Linked DNA regions of Homo sapiens: region 2 is linked to region 1. Evidence: chromatin contacts called from ENCODE Hi-C or POLR2A ChIA-PET data. All regions are on one chromosome and are shown on one strand. The core of a region is the stretch at or near the end of the contact, and the rest is flanking DNA. Distances in the headings are between cores, read along the strand shown.

Region 1 (6,044 bases), core at 1,163-3,662:
GATCGGGACCCCTTTCCGGTAACAGAATGAGTGGGAAAGGACACAGGGAATATTTTGCTAAAATATAAATGTCCTGTGTCTTGATTATGGTGGTGTTCACACAATTGTTCAAGAGTCAAAACTCATTGACTTGTGCATGAGAATGGATGCATCCATTGCATGCACATTTGACCTCAATAAAGCTGGAAACTGCTCAGGGTGTCTTTTAGAAAGCAAGAGGCACACATGTACCAAGGAACGAATGAACTGCAAGGAAGTAGCAAATAGGACAGAAAAGAAGTGAGACTGTCTTTAATCTTCATTAGATTGTTAGCCTGTAGACACAGTGCTGCCCGGTAGAACTTTCTGCCCTGCCCAATACAGCAGCCACTAGGCACATATGGCTTCTGAGCACTTTAAATATGGCTAGTTGTACTGAGAAAGTTAATTTTAAATTTTATTGACTTTTCATTAAATTTAAATTACCACGTGCTACTATGTTGAACAGCATAGCAAGGTAGGGAATGTATGTCTCATGTCTCTATGTGCCTATTACCTAATCTGGTAGTAGTTACTGAATAAAGGCTGAAAAAGAAAAAAATAAAATAAAATCCAAATAACCTGATATGCAGTTATACCAAGCAGTGTAGTGAATGGAACATCAGTAGACCCCAGATTCAAGTTCCAACTTGGTCCCTTGGTTCCTTTTCTGTTAAAATAGGGCTTTTACTCACTACAGACTTCACACTGTCTTTATAAGGCTCAAATGAGAGAAGTAAGCAAAACTACTTAACCTTAAATCACAAAGCTTTGCACAAACGGAAGGTACTGGACTTATCAGCAATGTGGTGGCCACATCTGGCGCCAGCGTTTCATTTTAAACTGAAGGCTCAAGAGGGTCGTGCCAAGCTTTCCCGGAGCCCCAGGAAGAGACTCTGTGCCTGTATACCTTGGTTCCGTTTTGTCTTTGACATGCTAATACCACAATCTCCGCGGAGCACGACCACCTGCGCCTCATAAACCTTTCCATTTACCAACACACGTGCGACCTTTCCTATCCTGGAGCCACTTTGCCAGTATTGATCGCTGATTGCAAGGGAGCATGCTTTGCAACTGCATAGGAAATGATGTTTGTTGCCGCGAAGGTGGTGGCCTGCTAGGATAAAAGAGGTCGCACTCGCTGCCAGAAGAGGAAGGAGACCCCTGCGGTGAGCGACCGTCGCGGCAGACCCGGGACGCGACTTGGAGTCCTCGTTTGCACTCTCCCCGGTTGCAAAGTGGTCCTGTTATCTCCAGGCTCTGCTGACTCCTCCCTCCGCGGCTGCCTTTTGTCTTTGAAGCCGGAGACCGACAATGGATTATTATCTGTGCATGCAGGTGTTGTTGAAGAGAACAATTTGTGAACAATGGCCCTTCCCACGTTGTCCAAACATAACGATTGCTCCGCAGCTGTTATTTGCAGAACTCGTCACCTTTCTCGATGCTGCCGATGCTGCCGTTGAGCCGCCAGCTGTCCCCGAGCGCGGCTCCCCCGGCGCCGCCCACCGCCGACAACTCGGCCGCCCTCACTGCCCCTCAATGTCCCCCGCTGTCCCCCGATGCCTCCAGATGCCCGCCGCTGCTCCCCCCAGTGTCCCCCGTGCCCGCCGCTGCTCCACGACACAAGCTTCTTTTGGCTGCCTTGGCGCTCTCCGCCGCCCCCAGGCGACAAGACCCCCAGGCAGCCAGACTGTGCGGGGCCTTCCTCCCGTGCGCTGTCCCAGGGTCAAAGCACGCTCCCCAGGAACCTCCCATCCCATTCAGTATTCTTCGGGGAAAACAGAATGGACCCACGGGGTTGCTTGTGGACCTTGTTTCAAACACATGACCCACAGGTGTGGATCTCTGCCCTGTAAGATCTGGGTGAAATTGTCTTGAATCCACCAATTCTGCAGTCTAGGAATGTCCGAAACTCCTCCTCACTCCCCTACCCCTGAATCGTGCCAATTCCCAGGCCCTGCATCTGCCTGTGATTCTTTTAGTTCCCCCACCGACCCTAATGCAAAATGCAGCCCTTTCACTGGTTCTCAAAATCTGCTGCCATGAAGCAGTTCCTGAGAGATTTCACTGAAAACGAGAGGGTTTCCACCCAGAGAGGACACCTCTTGACTGACACTTTCAGCTACTGTCCCCACTCCCTTCTCACCCCTACATCCCTTGTTTCACCCAGGAGAAGAAATTCCTCTCCCCGGTTACACATAGAGCTACTCACCAGTCTCCAGGCCCTTCCCTCAAGCTTCACTACCCAATTCCTACCAAGGGTTTTCCAAGTGCCAAGGCTCCCTCTCCTTCAAGGAAGAAGCACTGTTTTATTCCTGGTACAAAGACCTTCAGTTCCCACTGGTGTCCTGCTGGCGCCAGAATGTCTGCTGGTCTGCCAGTTTCTCAAAAAGTTCACTGGCCTGCTGCAGTCTGTTTTCTCACTTAGGGACAATTCACATACAGTGGATGGTGAGCTTACGGTGGATGGTGAGCTACCAAGGAGCAGAATTTCATGACAGCATTCAGCCCTGGATGTCCAACAACAACCTAAAAAGGTCAGCTGCAAAATCTTGCAGGATGCAGTAGCCATGCTTTCAGGGGCAATACATAGTTAGATTGACATATCTATAATGCTGAATTAAAGCTGCCATAACCTTTTCCCAAATCCCTGAATGAAAGGTGACTTCAGTCTTCCTTAAGCCTCTCCATGAATTTGTGTACCCAACTGAAGATTAGACATGAGCATATTGTATTTCTTAGGTTAAATACTATCACTACCTTATGGTAAAGAACATTTTGACTCTGAGATGAAAATATTTCTGAAATTTATTGACATCAATTTCTAAGACCTCTGCTGTGCTCCAGTAGGGAGCCACAAAATAAATCGAACAGTCCCAGACCTCTTCCTCACCCCATTTTATGCTAATAACATACTCTCAAATAACCAGTCATGTCTTTTATGGGGTAACCTTGGGTCTACTTTCCTAACTTGTAGTTAAATAAAATGCATATAGTATAAACATGAAACACCCTGCAATTCCTTGTCCCCTCACTTTAAACCAAGAAAGGAGACAAAGACCAATCAAAAAAATTGTTTAAACCATGTCTTTGGTAACATCTCCTGGTTTGTTTTGGATTAAGGGTCTGAAGGGAAAACAATTGAAAAGCAAGTGTAAATCAGCTTCCCAAAGAGAACACTGAGAATTCCAGAGATCTGCATTTCTCAGGACACTTGAGAATTATGTCCACTGCCCCCACATTCCATAACACTGGGGCAGCCATGCAGATTCACGCAGGACCTGGCTTCATGAACGCAAGGTAAACCATTAGATTCAAGCTGGTCCACTCCACCAACTACCGCGTGTGGTTGCTTGGAACAGCAACAAGCCCACGCCTGCACTAGCCTTTAGGTTGGTCAAGTGGCTGCCCACCCAGGCACTGTCTCTGAGGCAGGGTTAGAATGTCACAGCCCGCCCTGGGAGGACAGGGGTCCTGTGCATGTTAACAAGCTCAGTGAAAGGAGGCAAACCACTTGCCTCAGCACCACATTAGGCTGGGGAAGTATAAACTGGAAACCATGCAAATATTTATCTTCAGGGACCTCCAAGAGACCTCTGGGAGAAGGAAAATAAATCTCTACACGTGTTTACTCATAATGATTCCAACAGGCCCATCTAAAAACGACTCCAGCATTTCATTAAACAGACTTCTTCAATGGTCACCGAGCTGTGTAAATACAGTATAAATAAAGGCACAGATCCTCTTTTCTGGCTGGCTGGAGGTGTCCAGTTTGGATACACAATCCCTTTCTCCCAGACCGATCCCTTCTCTGAGGGCCCAGAAAGCAAGAAGTGTACCGAAGGATGTTGTTTCCCTTTCCATTAGGGTTATTTGTGGAGGGACTTTCATTTTGAAAGCATCTATGCTCATTTTTACAGTTTTGGAGAAACAGAAATTTGAAAAAAGGGCAAAAGTCCTGTGTGAAGAATTTAGTACACTTAACAATCACCTTTGATCTGACAAGAAAGGTGATCGGATTAGTAAGCCCAAGAACATGGTGAAAAATGACTTCCAAATGGTCTCCTTCCTCATCTGGCCGGAATAACAAAGCTAATGTTGGACTCGAGTCTGACAACAAGAAGGAAAAGAGCATGACCTCAGAACATCCTCCTGTGGCAAGGGCCCCAGGTGATGCTGAGAAAGCACTTGCTTTTGGAAAAGGCCCCAGCATGCACACACACACACACACACACACACACACACACACACACACGCATTCCTTCCACACAATGACTTGGTGTAAAGAAAGCAGGAAAATCGCTCTCCAGGCTAAAGATTCCCCCATGCTTGTTATTAGTCACCTTTCCCTCCTCCCAACTCTTACTGGCAACTAGGCCAGGCAATGACTCAGGAGGGCAGGCAGCAGGAGAAGCTGGTTCAGCACCACGGCTTAAAAAACACCAAGGCCCCTTCAAGTGTATTTAACTCAGATTTACTAATCTAGTCACCTAGGGAGAGAAGAAGGGAGCCAAGGAGGGGTGCAGGTGTGTGTTTGGGACAAGGTGGGAAAGGAGAGGCATTTGGGCAATGTTAGTGGAAAAATGGAAGCCCCTGCTTTCCTAAAGATAGCTCATGTAAACCAGGAAGGACTCATTCAGATAACCTCTGCAGGTTTCACCATGAGCCATTCTGCTGTGGGCGACTCTTCTGCCTCCAGTACACCTCTGATATCACTGGTAAAATGAAGGGCCTCTAGCACCACACATTACCTACTGGAGGAGGATGTCAGCAGGTCATGAAGTATAACAGGTTCTCCAGGTGAAAGGGACAGATGGGAGCAACATGAAACTCAGACCTGGGCCAACCGTGAAAGCTGAGTGCCAGGACGCACCAAAGTCAGGCAGAGGGAAGACAATGGCAAACCTCTATGCCCCAGGACTGAAAGATTTCTCCCTGAACATGGTGGGCCCTTTCTTTGAGTATGATGTCTAATTTGGCCAACTTGTCAGATGGTATAAGTCCAAGGGAAACCTCACCTAGCACCGTCTGATGGAGTTTGAGGGTGGCACTTGTAACTGTCCTGCTCTCCTTTGTCTTTGTGCATTCGGCAAACTGTCTCTCCCATCTGGGTTCACTACTCAAGAGACCAGGCCAACAGCTTGTCCGTGCTAACCCTCCACTAATCACATCACAGACCTCCGAGTGCTCCCCACCCCGAACCTTGCCTGTCCTTTCCTGTCAGAGCAGGCTGCTCACACCCAGCCACAATGATGTGATTGCAGCAGAGCAGCTCCTTAAGTGGAACACTGGGGAGGATAACACCCTGCCTGAAATTTTCAACAATCACACACTCCCCAGCCCTGATGTTCTACACAGCACTTCCATTAGCATGATTTGCGACAGACTTACTAACCAAACCCCACTGCTTCTGGCTGGTATTCAGGCCCAAATACAAAGGAATGAGTAAAAGCTGTTTTCTCCCCAGCAGTATCTCGCCTCCTTGGCAGGTGGCAGAGGATGATGTATGGAATAGCTGGCATCTCCTCCTCCTCCTTGGAAAGGAATTCAGCACACAACACTGCTGTCAGCCAACCCACCAGCCAGCTGACTCTCTGAGGGCAGCGGCAGGCCGAGCAGCAAGGCTGGATGCAGCCGCCAGGTAAAGGAATAGGCCAATGAGGCCAAGGGACCTGCACCGGCACTGCCTCTCCCAGGGCCTGAATTCCTGGGCAGCCTCGGCCTCTACAGCCCACAGCCTATGCACCAGCCCACTAAACAAGCCTCCTCCATCCTCATGTGTAATCAATTATGTGAAAATCTCACTGGAACTTTCTTTTAATGTCCTTTCTAAAAGCCTAGCCATTCCATTAAATCTGCCCTTTAATCTACCCATGCTTCCTTTATTGCAATACATACATCAACACATTCCATGAGCCACAGAGCTATCTATAGAATATTAACAGTACCTTTCTTGTAAATGCTGACACATTCAGAATGGCTTCTGTATTTGTTTTATTTGTGTTCTTACACAGTCTGTGCTCCAG
Region 2 (6,044 bases), core at 2,630-5,129, 1.7 Mb before region 1:
CTAGGATGGTTAAAAGTAAGGTCACAATAATAGAAACAAAGGTTATGTTCTTGAGACATTAATTTAGGTTGAATGATATAGAATTGTCACCTTTTAAGATAAAAAACAGTTGAATACTGGCAATTTCATATGGTCCACTTGATAGACGTTCAGGAGGGAAGAAATGCAGAAGTAGGGAGTGTGAAGGAAAGGGCATAGGTCTTCAGGTGTGGTACCGTCAACCAGGGCCATCACTTTTTAATACTGAATGGCTAGGCTCTTGCAGATGTAGATCAAACCGTATTTAGTTGTCTCTTCTGTTTGTAGGGAAGAAACGGGTTGCAAAATATTCCATGCCAACAGGTGTATAGAAGCCTTCAGGGATTTTTCACCGTCATCACATTTCCAAAGGATTTAAGAAAACTTACAAAAACACATGACATTTTAAAAAGTGAGGAAATCGAGGATATGGGAAAAGAAAGTGACATCCAGATCTCCTAATATGATGTAAACAATGGCCAGCACAGTACTTCCTCAAATCGTTTTGGAAGAAAAAGTATAAATAATATCCAGCACTGTGATTCTCTCCCTGCTAAGCAACTGCAATTTTGGGTTACTATGTAAATGTAGCAGTAGGTGCCATTGAGAGGCAGCTTTCTAATAAGAAAATAAGTATTTTAATTAAATTGTATTTCGGCCGGGCTCATGCCTGTAATCCCAGCACTTTAGGAGGCAGAGGCGGGCGGATCACAAGGTCGGCAGTTCAAGACCAGCCTGGCCAACATGGTGAAACCCTGTCTTTACTAAAAATACAAAACTTAGCCAGGCATGCTGGCGGGCGCTACGTGATCCCAGCTACTGGGGAGGCTGAGGCAGGAGAATCACTTGAAGCCGGGAGGCGGAGGTTGCAGTGAGCCGAGACCATGCCATTGAAAAAAAAAATTTGTATTTCAAGATTTGACTACAATACTGAAATAGGTAGGAAAAGGTGTTCTTTCAAGAGACTATCTTCATTTCCAGCCATTTTAAAAAGCTATTCCATGACAATAACTCAAGTGTGGTCTAAGAGGGTTCTCTGAATCTGACTAAAGTAGTGAGTGATGCTTTTGGTATATGCATCTTTTGTTAAAAAATTTAAAAAACGGATACATATTTGTACATATTTATGGGGTACATGTGGTATTTTGATACATGCATACAGTGTTGTAATGATCAAATCAGAGTGTTTAGGGTATCTATCACTTTGGACATTTTTTTTCCGCCCCCTCTCCCCTGTCACCTTGAACATTTGTCATTTCTTGTGTTGGGAACATTTCAAATCTTCCCTTCCAGTTATTTTGGAATATAAAATATATTGCTATTTACTATAGTCACCCTACTGTGCTATTGAACACTAGAACTTATTCCTTCTATCTAACTGTATGTTTGTACCAATTAACCAACCTCTGTCACCCTACCTCCATATGTATCTCTTAAAAGCATCGCATCAAAAGCAGTATAGTTAGTTCAGGTAGGTTTTTTTTTTTGGGACAGTCTCAGTCTTGCTGGAGCGCAGTGGTGCCATCTCGGCTCACTGCAACCTCCACCTCCCAGGTTCAAGTGATTCTCCCGTCTCAGTCTCCTGAGTAGCTGGGATTACACGTGTGCGCCACCAAGCCTGGCTAATTTTTGTATTTCAAGTAGAGATGGGGTTTCACCATGGCAATCAGGCTGGTCTCGAACTTCTGACCTCAAGTGATCTGCCTGCCTTGGCCTCCCAAAGTGCTGGGATTACAGGTGTGAGCCACCACGCTCAGCTAGGCTATTTTTTTCTTTTTCAGAAGTGTTTTTTTTGCTTGTCAAAATGGTCTGCGGACGTGCCGTCCCCACCCCCCAAAAAAGAAAGAAAAAAGACAATTCATGTCTCATATCATTTGCCAATTGGTATCAATGAAGAAACGAATTTAACTCCTGTGGCCAAGTACTTTGCTCTCAAGGTGGCTGGACTAACACTTTGCAAAAAGGGTATGGCGATAGCGTAGAACATATCCCCACTCCTGAAAAAAAAAACAAAACAAAACTGAAAATGCCTGAAATATCCTTTCTAGGGAAAGAGCTACCTTCCACCCAAGAGATCCGGGTAGGAACAGAGTGATAATAGTGACTTCCCTTCCTCCCTCCCAGTCCACTTATTTTCACCTGTCCCGCTCTTCAAGGCACCCATCTCTTTTTCCATTTTCCCCACCCCAAATCAGGTTATTTTGTGACTTTTATTTCCTTAAAAGTTTTTGTTGTAAAATAGTACATAGGTTATACGACTCAACTTTGAAAGTGACTTTTCCACTTAAATATGAGACTACAAGGACTATTAGAAGAGATGAACCCTATTCTTGGACTCAGAATTTTGAGTCTCGTTTCCGCATGTTTGTGGTTTTTAGGTTAATTCCCTGGAAATTTGATCTTTGTACAATTAAGAGCAAAGTAACCATACAATGTTTCTGATCCTGTCAGCATAGGCGGTTAAGTGCTTTGGAACTGGGATGTAAACTCAGTATCTCACAAATGGATTACCTATTAAGTTAGGACACACAAAATCTGGTTAAAGTGCTTGGACTTCACAACCTCATCCACCAGCACATCACATATCACACAAAATATAATAATCACAGTAATGGGAAAACTGAATCTTGAGCCAGATTTCTAAAAAACAGGTATTGTGGACAGTGTTTCCACCTCTTGAATTTAACTTCTTTCTTGGCAACTATACTTGAAGGTAACAGGGAGAGATGTCTCTTAGTTGGCAAAACACACACTTAAAACCTGAGCATTTTCCCCCAGGATGACAGCAAGATACCAAGGATGCCAAAGAAGGAAGGAGTGTTAACCTAATCCAGTAAGAGAAACAAGATTTTAAAATACAACAAAAATGTTCCAATGGGGGAAAAAAGGTAGTTCACCGGTTCACGACTTTAAAAAACGTTGGCAGTGGTTGATGGGCTTATTTCAGGAGATATCTGACTTGGTACCAAGAGGATAAAGAGGCCGGGAATAATACGTTTGTGCAGCAAAATGGTTATGTGACCGATTTTTTAAAACACAGAATTCTGCCCCACTGAATACATACACATACCACAAGTAAAATGAAATATACTTTTAAGTGCCCGTTTTGGTGCCACTGGCCAAAATTAAAACTCTCCTTCCGTATGTGAGGTGACTTGAGATTTCTTTTTTGCTTTAAATGCCTGCCTTCAGGGTACGTGAAAGTGGGAGACCGGTTGGAAAACTGGGGCTAAGGGGGCTGGGAGCGAGATGGCTGTGACTGAATCAGGAAGCTGGATGTGAGAGAGAAAAATCCTCCTCCAGCCTCGGAGGGGGTGTCTCCCCTAATACCAGCTCCCTCCCCCCGGGCTCGTGGGGCGGGTCTGGTTTGCTCAGTAGCGGCAGCGGCCGCAGCAGCAGCCCCGGGGCTGAGCAGCGGTGGCCTCCTGGCAGCGCAGGGAAGCGGCGGCTCCAAGAGCGCGAGGCCCTGGGGAGATCCGGCCAAGACTGCTGCCGGGATGGAGGAAGCGTCCAGTGGAGCAGGAGTCACCGGGGACGAATTTCCTCCCCAGCTCAGCTCCCCTACAGCTTGGCTAGGCCTGCTCCGAGCGCCTGCAAGGTGGAGGAGGCCTGCGCCTCGGGCCTGGCAGCGGCAGCCGGCGAGGGAGGCGGGCACAGCGGGGTAACCGGCGAGCCGTAGCCGCTCTCGAAAACCTACGCTGCCACGGCCGCTCATTGTCTCTCCCCTTCCACCCGGGGGCAAACAGGAAGCGCGCCGCCTGGCAGACCGACGGACAGGCGCCTGGACCAATGAGCACAGCCGACAAAGAGCACGGCGGCGAATGAGAGCCAAGAAGAGGGGCGGGAGTTCCGGGCGGGCTGTCACCCTCTTCCCCCCTTTTGGGCTGGAGGCTCCACCTTTTGTGTTTCCCGCACAGTCAATCAAAATAGGAAAAAAAAATCCCCGGACCGCTCCGGCCGTGTCCGCCGCCGCTTCCCGCATCCTCTCCCGCCGCCGCCGCCTTCGCTCCTCACCATGTGTAAGGCGGCGGGGAGCCCCGCCTGAGGTGCCCTAAACACACTATGACCGGTACGTAAAGCCGAGAGAGCAACCCTTGCTGCTGCCGCCGCCGCCGCTGCCGCCGACCACAGCCAGCCCGGGGCCGCTGCCGCCGGTCTCGGCCCCGTGTGTGCGACCGAGTGTCTGTGAGAGGCAGAAAGCTGCACTCCCCTGCGCCTCCCTCCCCTCCCCGCCAGCCACCGTCCACCCCCGAAGCCCCAGCAACGCCGTCTCCCCGCCAGGCCCCGGGGCGGGCGGCCCGGTCCGCCGGGAGCGCATCCCCCTGTGTGCGGGCGCGGGCGGGCGTGTGTGAGTGACTGACGGTGCGAGAGGAGCGAGCGCGAGTGAGAGCGAGCGGCGCGAAGGGAAAGGGGAGGAGAGGAGAGGGGGCAGGGGCAGCGCGGGGAGGAGGAGGAGGAGGGAAAGAGGAGGAGGAGGAGGGTTACAGGCAGCGGCGGGCGGGGGCAGCAGCAGGAGGGGAGGAGGGAGCCGCCGCCGCCGCCGCCGCCGGGGGGCGGGTGGGGGAGGGGAAGGGGCCTGGGTCCGGGCTTTGGGAGTAATTTCGCTTCGGCCCGCGGGCCCCCTCCCTCTCCGCCACCCGCCTTCCTCCCCACCCCCACCCCCCCGCGCTGTGCCTGCAGCTCCCGAAAAGCCCGTGAAACAAGAGGAAATGGCTGCCTTGGACGTGGATAGCGGCGGCGGCGGTGGCGGCGGCGGCGGCCACGGCGAGTATCTGCAGCAGCAGCAACAGCACGGAAACGGTGCGGTGGCGGCGGCAGCGGCGGCCCAGGTGAGGAGCGGCTGAACCCCGGCCCGGCTCCCCCCTCGCGCCGCTTTCTCCTCCCCTCGCCTCTCCCCTCCCTCCTCGCCTCACCCCTCCCTCCTCGTCTCTCCCCTCCCCTCCACTCCCCTCCCCCCGCCCCGGGAGCTGCCCGCCCGAGGCGCCAACGCTCCGACCCCGCCCGCGCCGCCCCGCCTCGCCCGCCTGCCGCCTTTTTGTGCGCGTGTGAGTGTGGGCCCCAGCGTGCCCTCCCGGGGGTGGGTTCCGGGCGGAAGGCGGAGGCCCGGCGCGCAGCCCGCCGCCCGCCTGCCCGCGGACCGGGGAGCCGGGGTGCTTGGAGCGGGGGACGCCAGGCGTGGGCTGGCGGCGGGACCAGGAGGAGGAGGAGGAGGAGGAGGAGAGCGCGGGCTGGCGCTTGCCCGGGCGCAGTCGGCGGGGACCGAGTCGTACTTCCTGTGCGAAAGGCGGCCCGACCCTAACCGCCACCCCCTCCCCCTGTCTCCCTCTCTGAACCCGCCCATTGGGGGTAGGACACTCAGCCGTCACCGCTCGCTCTGCTGGCCGCTACCTGCAGCAAGATAGGGCCGCCATCGCCGGGCGACGACGAGGAGGAGGCGGCCGCCGCAGCCGGGGCCCCCGCCGCCGCCGGAGCGGTAAGTCCCGCGCGCGGCCCGCCCCCGCCGAGGCCGGGCGCCCGCCATCCCGGACCCGTGGCGCGCCTGCCCAAAAGGCCTCCCCGGCGCCCGCGCTTCCCCCGACCCGCACGGGCCGCTGGGCTCCAGGGCGCCCTTTCCTGCTCTTTCGCATCCCGGTTTGGATCTGAAGCCAGCCCAGGCTTTCTCGAAATTGTCACTGCAGCACCTCGCGCAAAATCTTCACAAAATGAAGTCTGAGAGGGCGGGGGTAGAGGACTCCAAAATGGATGTTTGAGCAATTCATATCAGTGCTGAAAACTCCTTCGCTTAACACTACAAAATTTTCAAGCACAGCCTATCGGCCATAGATAGTATCAACTAGAGGCAATGTCTTTAGTTTTTATTATTTTTGAACCTGGAGCATTTTCTGTTGGACGTTACAGGATCTTACTGCTTTAAATCATACATTATTAAAAAAAATGAGGGTTTATTCTTTGAATTACCCTTTTGTATGCAGGAGTGAAGACTGCTTTTTTAGTTGACCATTCAAAATCGTTGAATTTTAGTTTTT

The links. A loop is a pair of places that touch in the nucleus more often than their neighbours do. ChIA-PET counts read pairs that join two places held with the same protein, here RNA polymerase II (POLR2A). Pooled maps may share reads with other maps.
Region 2: a loop to region 1 is called in a map of naive thymus-derived CD4-positive, alpha-beta T cell, with 19 times the contacts of the local background. The contact joins the promoter of SP3 here to the enhancer-like site in region 1. A Hi-C loop is called at or near these places in 1 of 168 maps with a recorded cell type or tissue (naive thymus-derived CD4-positive, alpha-beta T cell) and 3 of 50 pooled maps. POLR2A ChIA-PET finds 5 or more read pairs at or near these places in 1 of 52 experiments (common myeloid progenitor, CD34-positive).

Annotation. Positions count from the first base shown.
Region 1 is chr2:172,230,444-172,236,487 of GRCh38, reverse strand. No RefSeq gene overlaps it. Among named protein-coding and RNA genes, the nearest start is that of DLX2-DT, 130 kb to the right of the region's middle. RefSeq lists a silencer at 1,213-1,507. Within about 2 kb of position 2,412, at least 6 of the 41 ENCODE cell types and tissues checked have a DNase peak (open chromatin) inside an H3K27ac peak, as active enhancers do.
Region 2 is chr2:173,963,208-173,969,251 of GRCh38, reverse strand. It overlaps SP3 (Sp3 transcription factor), which reads left to right and starts at 3,879. Exons shown (of 7, transcript NM_003111.5): 1 at 3,879-4,087; 2 at 4,699-4,847; 3 at 5,369-5,491. The coding sequence starts at 4,081. RefSeq lists silencers at 3,632-3,701, 4,202-4,481, 4,812-5,301, 5,432-5,681 and enhancers at 4,542-5,364, 5,365-6,044.